Regions from separate parts of the Homo sapiens genome. Here regions 1 and 2 are each linked to region 3. A link is a contact called in ENCODE Hi-C or POLR2A ChIA-PET data. All regions are on one chromosome and are shown on one strand. Each heading gives the region's core, a stretch centred on a gene start or an enhancer-like site at or near the end of the contact. The rest is flanking DNA. Distances are from core to core; before and after follow the strand shown.

The links. A loop is a pair of places that touch in the nucleus more often than their neighbours do. ChIA-PET counts read pairs that join two places held with the same protein, here RNA polymerase II (POLR2A). Pooled maps may share reads with other maps.
Region 1: a pooled map shows a loop between it and region 3 (8-fold over the local background). The contact joins the promoter of MYH9-DT here to the promoter of NCF4 in region 3. A Hi-C loop is called at or near these places in 4 of 37 single-sample maps with no recorded cell type and 5 of 50 pooled maps.
Region 2: a loop to region 3 is called in a pooled map, with 12 times the contacts of the local background. The contact joins the enhancer-like site here to the promoter of NCF4 in region 3. A Hi-C loop is called at or near these places in 1 of 37 single-sample maps with no recorded cell type and 7 of 50 pooled maps. POLR2A ChIA-PET finds 5 or more read pairs at or near these places in 1 of 52 experiments (activated T-cell).

The regions. Positions count from the first base shown.
Region 1 is chr22:36,386,724-36,390,481 of GRCh38, reverse strand. MYH9-DT (MYH9 divergent transcript) reads right to left here and starts at 1,888. Exons shown (of 3, transcript NR_183573.1): 1 at 1,747-1,888. MYH9 (myosin heavy chain 9) reads left to right here and starts at 2,515. Exons shown (of 41, transcript NM_002473.6): 1 at 2,515-2,675. RefSeq lists an enhancer at 2,204-2,498 and silencers at 2,292-2,871, 2,902-2,981, 3,262-3,491.
Region 2 is chr22:37,120,503-37,124,338 of GRCh38, reverse strand. No RefSeq gene overlaps it. Among named protein-coding and RNA genes, the nearest start is that of TMPRSS6, 13 kb to the right of the region's middle. Within about 2 kb of position 2,003, at least 6 of the 41 ENCODE cell types and tissues checked have a DNase peak (open chromatin) inside an H3K27ac peak, as active enhancers do.
Region 3 is chr22:36,858,458-36,862,255 of GRCh38, reverse strand. It overlaps NCF4 (neutrophil cytosolic factor 4), which reads right to left and starts at 1,250. Exons shown (of 10, transcript NM_000631.5): 1 at 1,053-1,250. The coding sequence starts at 1,084. The region is part of intron 1 of NCF4-AS1 (NCF4 antisense RNA 1); the gene reads left to right.

The DNA of each region.
Region 1 (3,758 bases), core at 639-3,138, 470 kb after region 3:
GGTAGCTGGGAATACAGATGTGCGCCACCATGGCAGTCTAGTTTTTGTATTTTTTGTAGAGATGGGATTTTGCGATGTTACCCAGGATGGTCTTGAACTCCTGGGCTCAAGCAATCCTCCCACCTTACCTCCCAAAGTGCTGGGACTACAGGCATGAGCCACTGCGTCTGGCCACTTAGTATATTTTCAATCAGCAAATACAAATCTACATAAAAATTTTAATGACTTTTTTTGTACTTTTCGACATATGACTATATCACAATGTATTCAATCTTGTAATATATTGTACATTTATTTCTAACATTTAGTGACTATAAACAATGTTGCAAAGAACTTTTTTTTTTTTTTTTTTTTTTTTTTTTTTGAGACGGAGTCTCGCTCTGTCGCCCAGGCTGGAGTGCAGTGGCGGGATCTCGGCTCACTGTAAGCTCCGCCTCTCGGGTTCACGCCATTCTCCTGCCTCAGCCTCCCAAGTAGCTGGGACTACAGGCGCCCGCCACTACGCCCGGCTATTTTTTGTAGTTTTAGTAGAGACGGGGTTTCACCGTTTTAGCCGGGATGGTCTCGATCTCCTGACCTCGTGATCCGCCCGCCTCGGCCTCCCAAAGTGCTGGGATTACAGGCGTGAGCCACCGCGCCCGGCTGCAAAGAACTTTAAAGTTCATATCTGTGTACTTTTCTAATGTCTTTTAAGATGAATTCTCAGATAGAATTGATCAATTTACTTTCTCATCTGTATCTATAAACCTGACCAATATTGAGCATTTTTTTTTTAATTAGGTGAAAATGGCATTTTATGTTGTTTTGTTTGCATTTCTTATGGCTTTTTAAAAATAATTATTGGCCATTTATAATTCTTCTTTAAAATCACCTGTTCCTGTTTTTGGCCATTTTTATTTTGGAGTCTTTGAGGTTTTTCTTTTTCTTTTTCTTTGTTTTTTTTTTTTTTGAGGCGGAGTTATGCTCTTGTTGCCCAGGCTAGAGTGCAGTGGTACGATCTCTGCTCACTGCAACCTCCGCCTCCCGGGTTCAAGCGATTCTCCTGCCTCAGCCTCCTGAGTAACTGGGATTACAAGCATGGGCCACCATGCCCGGCTAATTATTTTGTATTTTTAGTAGAGACGGGGTTTCTCCACGTTGGTCAGGCTGCCCTTGAACTCCCAACCTCAGGTGATCCGCCCGCCTCGGCCTCCCAAAATGTTGGGATTACAGGCATGAGCCACGCGCCCGGCCGAGGTTTTTCTTATCAACTGGGAAGAGATCTTTATATATTGCTGATAGTAATTTGTCACAGAGTTGCAAAATCTTTTTTTCCCAGCTTTCTTTTGCCTTTAGAACATAGCTTTTTTCTGAAGTTAATTTGGAAGAATAGTCATGATAGCAAGCACATTCCAGTAAGAAAGAGTAATGATGAGAAATTTGCCCTCATAGATATAGAATGTATTATAAAGGTATCTTCATTAAAGCATGGTGGGATTGGCACAGGTGCACACAGAGAGATCAATGTATACAAGTCAGAAACAGCTTCAAGTATAATAGTTCTATAGGCGATGAAGGTGCCAACTAAAATCAGTGGAGAAAACAGTGTTTGGACAAGTGGCTATTACAAAAATTATCTTAGGTTTCTTCCTTACCCCAAAAATAAATTCCAAATGGATCAAAAGATTTTTCATTTAAAAATGAAAACATTTTTTATCCTCTTGTAGTGGACAGTAACAAAAAAAAAGTGCAATTTGTAACAAGTACCTGAAAGGATGTATGCGAGTTAATGACATGGAGGTGAAGAGAGGCTCGGAAGGGTATTCCAGGTGGAGAGAACGGCCAGAGCGAAGGTTTGGAGGCTGAAAGGCAGCAACGTGCGGATCCTAAAGAGGCAGGGTCAGGAATCGAACTCAAGACGCTCACAATGGAATCCAGGGCTGAGTCCATGCCCGCCCCCACAGGGATCATAATTATGTAAAATAGCATTTTTCCCATATATGGTACTTAATATCTGTCCTTGTGGTGGGATGACATGAGACTGAGAGCACAGCTCGCGGGGCGGGGTGTCAGAGTTCCAGACCTTCCCAGTCGGCTCCCGCAGGGCCTCGCCCCGGCCCAGGCAAGGCACCAAAACCCCGGCCCGGAGCTCTCCGCGCCCCGAGTCGCCGCCTCCTGATTGGATTCCCCCTGTGTCAATCCTTGTCCTAGAACCTGGCTGTCCGTTGGACCCGCCCTAGAGGGCGGGGCTCCCGCCTAGGAAGCGCGGGGGAAGGTGGAGCGGGTGGAGGTGGGGCGGAAAGAGGATGTTGAATCCCCACCCATCTGGCCGCAGAGGCTCCGCCCACCCCCTTTCCACAGGCCAATACGTCTGCCCATCAAGGCCAGGCGCGGCCTGCAGTGGGTGTAGCAGGAAGGGGGCGGGATTGTGCCCCAGGCTCCGCCCCGGAGCCGGCTCCCGGCTGGGAATGGTCCCGCGGCTCCGAGGGCGGGGCGGGAAGGCGGCGAGGAGCCGAGCTGGGTGCGGTGAGGCGCGCAGATCACCGCGGTTCCTGGGCAGGGCACGGAAGGCTAAGCAAGGCTGACCTGCTGCAGCTCCCGCCTCGTGCGCTCGCCCCACCCGGCCGCCGCCCGAGCGCTCGAGAAAGTCCTCTCGGGAGAAGCAGCGCCTGTTCCCGGGGCAGATCCAGGTTCAGGTGAGCGAGCCCCACCGCGGTCCCGCCCCGGGCAGGCGGCGGCGGGCGGGCGGGGGCGAGACGCGCTGCCGCCAGGCCGACTGGTGGTTCTTGGGCTCAGTGCGGCCCGCCACCCGCGCGGGCGGGGGCGAACGCCGGCGGCTCAGGGCCCGGCACCGCATCCTTCCCAGGGGGACCGGGACCCCCACGCGGGCGCTCGGGGAGGGCGCCGGCAGCAGCGAGGCCTAGGGGTGCAGGGGCGGCCTCGGGACCCGGCGCTCCCCGGCGCCCCCCGTGTCCCCCGGCGCGGTCTCAGGACTGGGCACTGGAGCCGACCTCCCCCAGCCGCTGGGGCACGCGCCCCGCCCTCGCCTCGCCCAGGCCCGACTCGGGCAAACTTTTTAACCCCTTCCGGGAGCCGCGGCCCCTGGGACGCAGCCTCACGGGTTGGGAGCCCGGGGCAGCCGCTCCCGTGGAAGTTTCTGGCGTCTGAGGCACGGAGGTAACGGGCAGCGGGCACCGTTTGGCAGCTGTCAGGGCGTCCTCCTGAGTCAGAGTCGGACCGTCCCGCTGCAGACCTTGCACCCGGCCCGGTTTCCGCCTCCGCGGCCGACTTCCTCATTCGCCCGCTGCCGTCGGACTGGTCGGGGAGGGCCCGGGGGAGGTGCGGCGGCTGCCCGGACAAGGGGGACCCGGCGGGGACCCGGGCGCGAGACAGGAAGGGCCACCCCCAGTCCCTGCTCCAGCCCTCGACCTCCGACTTCTGATCCTCGGGGGAGGGAGGCCCGGAATGCAGCAGCCGTCGGGGCCGCCCAGGCGTGCACCTGATTCCACCGCACCCAGGGGCCATCCCGTCTGGGCGGGGTGCGGGGGCAGCTAGCTCTGCCGTTACGAGCAGGCCTGGGCGATTGCATCTTTCCTGTTTGAGCCAAATCGGAGTTTTCTATTCTCCACTCCACGCACCCGCTTCCCTGTGCTGGGGTCCTCACCCCATCCTGTTCTGGGGCCACGCACAGGAGACAGGACTGCGGCACCCTCATTCTCCAGGGAAGCCCCGCTGTTTCAAACTGAGACTCAGCACCCCCAGCACTAGCTTGCCGGCTG
Region 2 (3,836 bases), core at 754-3,253, 260 kb before region 3:
TACATCTGACTCCGGAGCTTTTGGCCCTTAGCATACAGAAGGCTACATAGGAGATAATTATACTAATGGGAAAATACCTGGTAAAATTTCATTCTAAGCTTCCTGGCAGTCAACTTCGGGGGGAAAATAAGATGCCATGATCCATTAGTGTGATTGTGGGAGAAAAAGCAAAGCCCTTTGATAGTTTGGCAGGTAGATGGGGCTGAACGGTGGCCAGGAGAGAAGGCTGAGGGCGATGCTGGTTGGTCAGGCCGAGGTGGTCTTACCTCCTCCTCCTCCGTAACTGCTGAGCCCCTCCTACTGCCTCCACCCTCCAAGCTGGTCCAGTGTCCCTCTGGGCCAGCATTTCACTGGCTTCTCCCACCCCCACCCTGGTGACCTCCGTGCCACAGACCTGACGCCATCACCTCTCACTCGTATGCCTGCTCAGCCTCCTCCTCGGTCTGCCTGTCCCCACAGCCGCCTGCCCCTCTGATCCTTCCACCTCTGAGCCCTGCCAGGCTGATCTGGCTAAAGGTCGTATCTGGCCACACCACATCCTTGCTAAACCTCCAGTGACCCACTGTCATTTTCAGGATAATGGCTGAGGTCCTTAATGTGATCGTCCATGGCTTGGGGGACTTTGGGGAGGTCCCATCTGCTCTTATGCCTCAGTTGCCCCATCTGTGAATTGGGCAGGCAGATTGGATGATTTCTAAGTGCTCTCCTAGCCCTGACATTCTGTGGTTCCAGGTGCCACATGGAATATGGCTTAAGGCCTGGGCTACATGTATTTTACATCAAGAGTTCACGCTGGGGTTGGGGGGTGGGGATGAGAGTAGGGATTGCAACTGACTCATTTGCTTGGCACCTGCTGATCCCTGGGTTTGAAGTAGCCCTGCCCTGCCACCCAAGCTATCTACCCTCAGGTTCCTATGCATCCCTCAGAACCCCACTCAAGCATCTCTGCTTCTGGCAGGCCCTCTGATTTGCCCCCAAGTAGAGTAGATTACTTCCTCCTACTGTCCCCCTCCTGAGCTACCTCTGTTATAACCAACTGTTGTGCCGTGGGTCAGAGCCTGGGCTAGATTCTGGGGATCTAAGGGTGATACTAATAGCTTTGGAAGAACATCAGGTAGAGCCCCGTTAGCTCAAGACTTTAGTCAGAAAAGCCAGGCACAAGAAGACTCTGAAAGGACCTTCTAATTGGGGAAGGAGGGTGGAATGTTGGGTGGAGCTTTAGCAAGGGGGCTCAACTGGAACTCAGCTAGTTTTGGTTATAGTTGATTGAGGATGGTGCTTGGAAGAGAGAGGAATTGTTCTTGCAGATTAGCAGCCACTATTTGACAATTTGGGCTTTATCAACAGGCAGTGGGGGAGGGACAGCTTTGGGGTCAAGGATCTGTGAGAGCCACTGTGGAATGTTCTCGGTCCTTCAAAGTCTTCGAGAACTGCATGTATTGAGCACTTAGATGCGTCAGACTCTGTTATAAGCACATTGATCCTTCCACTCTCTGGAAGCATCCTTAACTCACTGGATCCTTAAGCAAATGCCATGAGGGAGGTACTATTCTTAGCCCATTTTATAGCTGAGCCTATGGCTCAGAGTGGCCAAGTGACTTACCCATGATCACACAGCTAGAATGTAGTGGAGCAAGTTGAACCCAGGCAATATTTAGCACCCACATGGCACAGCTTCTTACAGCTTCTAAAGGGTGTGCACCCCTGGTATCCCACACAAACACACAGTGACCTACCAAGATAGGAATGACAGAGGTTCTAAGTCTTGTTCCTCAGTAGAGGCCCAGAGGCCCTGAGGGGATGGCGGTGCCGTGTCCCGGGCCACACAGTGCGTTTGGTAGTGGGGGAGGGAGTGTTGATTAAATTTGAGCTCACCACCAGCACCTGTGACAGGCCTGGGACATCCCCTAGGCTGACTTGCTTAGAGACATTTTCCACCACCAGGGCTATGACACACTCGAGGCTCCCATCACAGAGCCTGGCAGAAAGTGAGGCAGGAAGCGCTGAGTGGTGAGAGACGCAGGTCGGGTAGTGGAGGGGGGAGTGCCCAGTCTACGATTCCAGGAAGCCAGGATGCAGACGGAGGGAGGAGCAGAGCTGGCAGACAATGTCTCATCTCCCATTCCTCTATTTACCTGGCCTCATGCTGGGCACTGGCCACAGAGAGGAGGCCGGCTACTGCTCTGTCCACAAAGAGTCTCCAACCTTGTCTGGGAGGGAGTGACTCTGGAGGACACATACAAGTAGACCAGCTGATCACAGCCCTCCTTCGGTGTGGAAGAAAATCAACCCGGTCCTGTGAGCACAAGCCTTGATCAGGAAATGGTGCCAGTGAACACTCTGGTGGAGTCTTCTAACCTGGGGAGGAATTGTGGAATGCCGTGCGGGGCTTTAGCAAGAGAGGCTGAGCCAGAGTTCAGGTAGTTTTGGATAGCTGCTTGAGGATGGTTCTTAGAAGAGGAAGGAATTGTTCATTCATTCATTTATTCATTCAACAGACATTTAGGAGGGCCTAGTACCTGCAAGTCACGGTGTTGGGGATCCAGCAGCGAGCAAAGCCCCCTTCATTCTACACTTTCAGCCTTTGTGGACACCTTGGGGCAGTGTGGCATAGTGGTTATAGCCTTAACTCTGGAGCCCCGCAGCCGGGTTAAGTACTGGCCCCCTCACTCTGGAGCCCCGCAGCCGGGTTAAGTACTGGCCCCCTCACTCTGGAGCCCCGCAGCCTGGGTTAAGTACTGGCCCTGCTGCCTATCAGCTGTGACTTTGGACAAATACCTAAGCTTCTCCGTGCCTCAGTTTTCTCATCTGTAAAAGGGGACAATACCAGGACTGTTGTGAGGATGAAAGAAATAATTGAATGTGGCAGGGTGCTGTGGCTTGCACCTGTAATCCAGCACTTAGGGAGGTCCAGGTGGGAGGATCCCTTGAGCCCAGGAGTCCAAGACCAGCCTGGCTAACATGGTGAGACCCTGTGTCTACAAAAAATATATACAGAAAATTAGCCGGGCATGGTGGTACATACGTGTAGTCCTAGCTACTAGGGAGGCCGAGGTGGGAAGATCCCTTGAGCATAGGAGATTGAGGCTGCAGTGAGCATTGATCGTGCCACTGCACTCCAGCCTGGGCAACAGAGTGAGGCCCTGTTACAAAAAAAGAAGTAAGTTAATGTAAAGTACTTAGGAGAGAAGAGCTAGCCGTGGGAGAGACAGACAGAGACAGGGCTGTGACCAGGGCAGCCAGGGGCCAGAGATGTGGAAGCTGCTGACTTGCTGGCTGGCCTTTTGGATACTCTGTTGCTGTGTTGGTGATGGCTGTTTGGGGCAGGGGATGAGCTGGACACCTGCAGGCTTGGTGTCTCCTGCCACCTCCCTGCCCTTTCCAACCTCCTAATCCTGACAGCTCATCTCCCTCAAGCACCTGGGTAGGTCTTGGGGGATGATGGTTTGAGATAAGGCCCAAATCTATGATGACAAGATTCTAGGAGGTGTGACAAATGCTGAAGGAAACCTATGAGGTCTTCTTCCTACCTCTCAAATCCAGCCGTGCTGGCTGCCACCCGCCTAGCTCAGGGCCGAGGACATTTTGTCCCTCCCAATTCTGTACCACTTGGCCCCTTTGAGCCTCAGTCTCTTCATCTAAAATGGGGTGAAGAAGTGAAATTTCAAAGGCCGGGTGCGGTAGCTCACTCCTGTAATCCCAGCACTTTGGGAGGCCAAGGTGGGTGGATCACCTGAGGTCAGGAGTTTGAGACCGGCCTGACCAACATGGTGAAACCCCATCTCTACTAAAAATACAAAAAAATTAGCTGGGCATGGTGGCCTGCGCCTGTAGCC
Region 3 (3,798 bases), core at 1-2,500:
TGTTCCCCGCGTAGGCACACACCAGCCTGGCCTGTCTCTGGTGACCCCCTGAGTGGCCTCCACGTAGGTAACAGAGGTCACCTGCTGTTCCAATCCAGGGGGTGCAGGGGCCAGGCTTTGCGTCCTCAGGGCCCCCGCAGCTTAGAGCTCAGACCTGGCTACTGAGGAAAAATTCTGAAAATGCTTCCCAAGCGACGAGGCTAGATGCTGGTGAGGCCGTGCTCCAAGCCCCAACCTTGCCAGTCACTCTCTGTGACCCTGAGTAAGTCTCTTATCCTCCCTGGGCCTCAGATTTCCAATCTGTACAATGGCAAGGTTGGACTAGAAGAATCTAAGACCTTTTCCGTCTCAAAGATCCACCCATTCATTCATTCATTTATTCATTCATTCAGCAACATTTATTGAGCCCTTGGTCCTGGTGCTCAATAGGGATGAGCTACCTCCTAGTGATACAGCAGCGATCAAAACGGACACAGCCTCGTGGAGCTTGCTTCTCATGGGGGAGCCAACGTTCAAGAAAAAATAATAAATGAGCATATAATATTATTCCTGTAATATAAGAACCAGGCAGAAAAGGGAAATAGGGCAAAGGGTCAGACAGCAATGAGGTAGGGGCTGTCAGGAAGGCTTCTTGGAGGAGGTGACATTTGAGGCAAGCCCTGATTAGCGGAAGAACAAGCCAGATTCTGTGAATTCTGTTTGCGCAGAAGATGGAAAGTCATTGCTGATCACCATGTGAAGCAAAGGGCCCCAGCCTGGGACCCAGGACACCTGCATTCCTCTCCAGACACTGCCGGTCACTCGTTGTGTGACCGTGGGCAAGTCACTCCCACTCTTGGAGCCTCAGTGTTCTCATTTGTGTCTGAGGGTGGTGAGCCACAGCTCAAAGTTTCGTTAAAGCAGTTCTGAGAGGTTGCATTTCTGAGTATTTGGGTTCTGACTCAACCCCAGCCTCTCATGTTGATCAGGGACTGCAGAAGGACTGGCCTTTGTCCCTAAGGCCTATGAGGAGCAGTGAGAAGGCCCGGGGGCGGCCACACCCCGGCACTCACCTCTCGGCCCGCAGCTGCTGGGCCACAGCCATGGTGGGCGATGGTCCCAGGGAGCAGGTGGAGAGTCTCGCCCAGCCAGTCCCAGGCTGAGTTCACCTCTCACTTCCTCCAGCCACCCTGCGTCTCGTCTCAGCCTGTGGTCCTGGGAGTCCCCAGGAGCTGCCTTTGGGGAGGCTCAGGCCTGCTTCTCTCCAGTCTGGCAGAGGCTCCTCCTCCAGGCTCTCTGGGCCTAGCCTGTGGCCCACACTTCCTCTTACCTCACCTCCCAGCTGCACAGAAATTGAGGAAGTGGACCCTCGGGTGCCAGGTTTGCAGGAATCCACTTCCTTGATGTCAGTCCTTGGCGCCAAGCCTCAGTTGGGTATCAGAAGCCTTGCTCCATCAGAGATGGGGTCCCAGCCATCAGGGTGTCTTGTGACCTTGAGGAGTCACTTATCCTCTGGCCCATCAAGCCCCACCTTTATTCTCTTACTGCCAAGCCTTTGCCCAAACTCTTCCCCAGGCCTAGAATGCTGGCCTCCATTTTCCTGTGATCTCTTAGGCCCAGAGTAAATGCCACCTCCTCCAGGAAGCCCTCCTGGTTCCTCTGGCCTCTGTCTTCCTAGAGTGTGAAGTTTGGTTTGCGCGCCCTGGCACTCTGGGATATCCTTTCCTCATCCTTAGATCTCCATGCCCAGCCAATCCTCTTTCACAGGGCTGCCAATCAGAGTGAGTTTCACCCTCCCTGCTTAAACTCTCCTGCCCCATCACCCTGTGCTCAGGATAAAGTCCAGAGTCCTTGCCCTGCCTGCCTCCAATGCCCCTGAGGCCCTGCAGCCTTCCCCAGCCTCTGCTCCTGAGCTCCCTTTTTCTCACTGGCCTCCTTTCCGTTTCTAGAATGTTCTAAGACGTCCGCCCCAAGGCCTATGCTCATGGTGTTCCCTCTGCTGGAAAAAGCTCTTCACTGCCTCCTTTGCATCTCAGCTTAGAAGCTACATCTTTAGCGAGGCCTTCCCTGACCACACACCCTAAATTAAGGCCCTCCCTACTACATTCTCTCACAGGTCCCTGCACGTCTACTGCAGAGCACTCATAACTATTGTCATCTCACATTTGTTTGTTTATCTGTATGTTTAATGACTGCCTCCTTGGCTAGCAGCGTGCCTGGCACATTGCAAGTGCTCAACCAATATTCAGTGAATGAATGAAACGCTGCCAGTCAGTGACTGCAGCTCCTAACAGGTATGGGTATTTGATTCTGAAGGGACTTCTCTGAGAAGAGGTCCACAGGAGTCATTGGCACAGCCACACCCAGTAACTCCCTGCCAGCTACACACGCTCACACACTCGTATTCATACATGCAGAGCAGAAAGTTGTTTTAAACTACTTTAAACATACAAGTCCCAGCTAAAAAAAACAAGAAAGCATAATTTTTAGGTAGGATCAAAGAGAGGGGTCAGGAATCTATACCAGGGGGAGAGGAACGTGGCCAACAGCCCATGGGAAAACCAAGATTGGATATGCATTGTTGGGCTGAGATTTTAATGCCAAATCTGGGACTAGGTACAGGCCACAGGTCCTGCTGTTAGCAGAAAGTCAAATCTGAGTTCTCAGTGTAAAGTGGGTGTCAGAACTGATTATGGGAACAGAGTTTCTCAGCCATCAGCCTAGAGTCACGGCAGGAGCTGAGGTCCTCTCACAGTCCATGGGTGGAACAAGGGACGTGTGTACCAGATCAGCCTCAAGCCTGCCCTCTGCACTGGTGTAAGGCCCCGATATAAGCTACCCACGTGGTGCAGAAATCCTAAGCTGAGGCATTATATAAAAACAGCTTGGAGTCAGTGACTCTGCAGGGCCTACTCTGTCAACTCACAGACCAAAACTACAAATCGTGAGCTGTGAAAGACAGCTCAGAGCCTCCACATCATGAAGAATTCACACCCAAAGAACTAGAAATAATACAAACAATAAGTCTGATGAGTTGCTGGTGTCTCGGGGCTCCCAGGCTAGAGGATGAAATGAAACACAGAGCAGGGTTATTAGTGCAGGTGTCTGTAAGTACCAACAGGTGCAAGCACACAGCCATAACTGAGGGAAGAGGAGGACATTGGCCTACAGTTGGTCAGGAAGGACAGGAAGTGGCAAAACAATTTTAGCAAGCAAGCATGATACAGAATTTGTAGGTGATTGTGTAAACTGTGTGTGTAGTATATGCCTATAGTTGGAAACACATATTTGTGTATAAACACATACAGCTCGCATAGGCAAGTGTAAGTGCATTTGTGTTGTGTCTATAAAAGACCATATAATGTGTATAGTGGTGGCATTGTGGCTGTGAGAGAATGTGTTTAGATGTTTAGGTTGCAGTCGGTGACAAATGAGTATAAACACAAGTACATTTATAATAGGTGAACTCAGGCAAGATAACATGTCCTTTTTGAACCTTTCTTCTTCACCAATCTGTGAAACAGTCTTGCCTAATGGAGTTGTAGTAGGAATTAATAGAAAACTGTATAAAAGTGCCTAGACACATGGACATTTCTTATTCCTTTTTTAATCGTTTTCAGTGTGTATATCTGTATGTGTGTGTTTCAGGTGGGTTAAGCCCTCAAGTTTACCTTCCCAGGTATTTTCATGGCTTGCCCTCCAAACCCCGGCCCCCCCAACCCCCCAAGAAACCTCCTGTGGCCCTGACTCAGCCACTGGGAAGCCACCTCTGCACCTGGGGGACAAAGATGTCCAGGGAAGAGCCCGCGACGGGCCAGC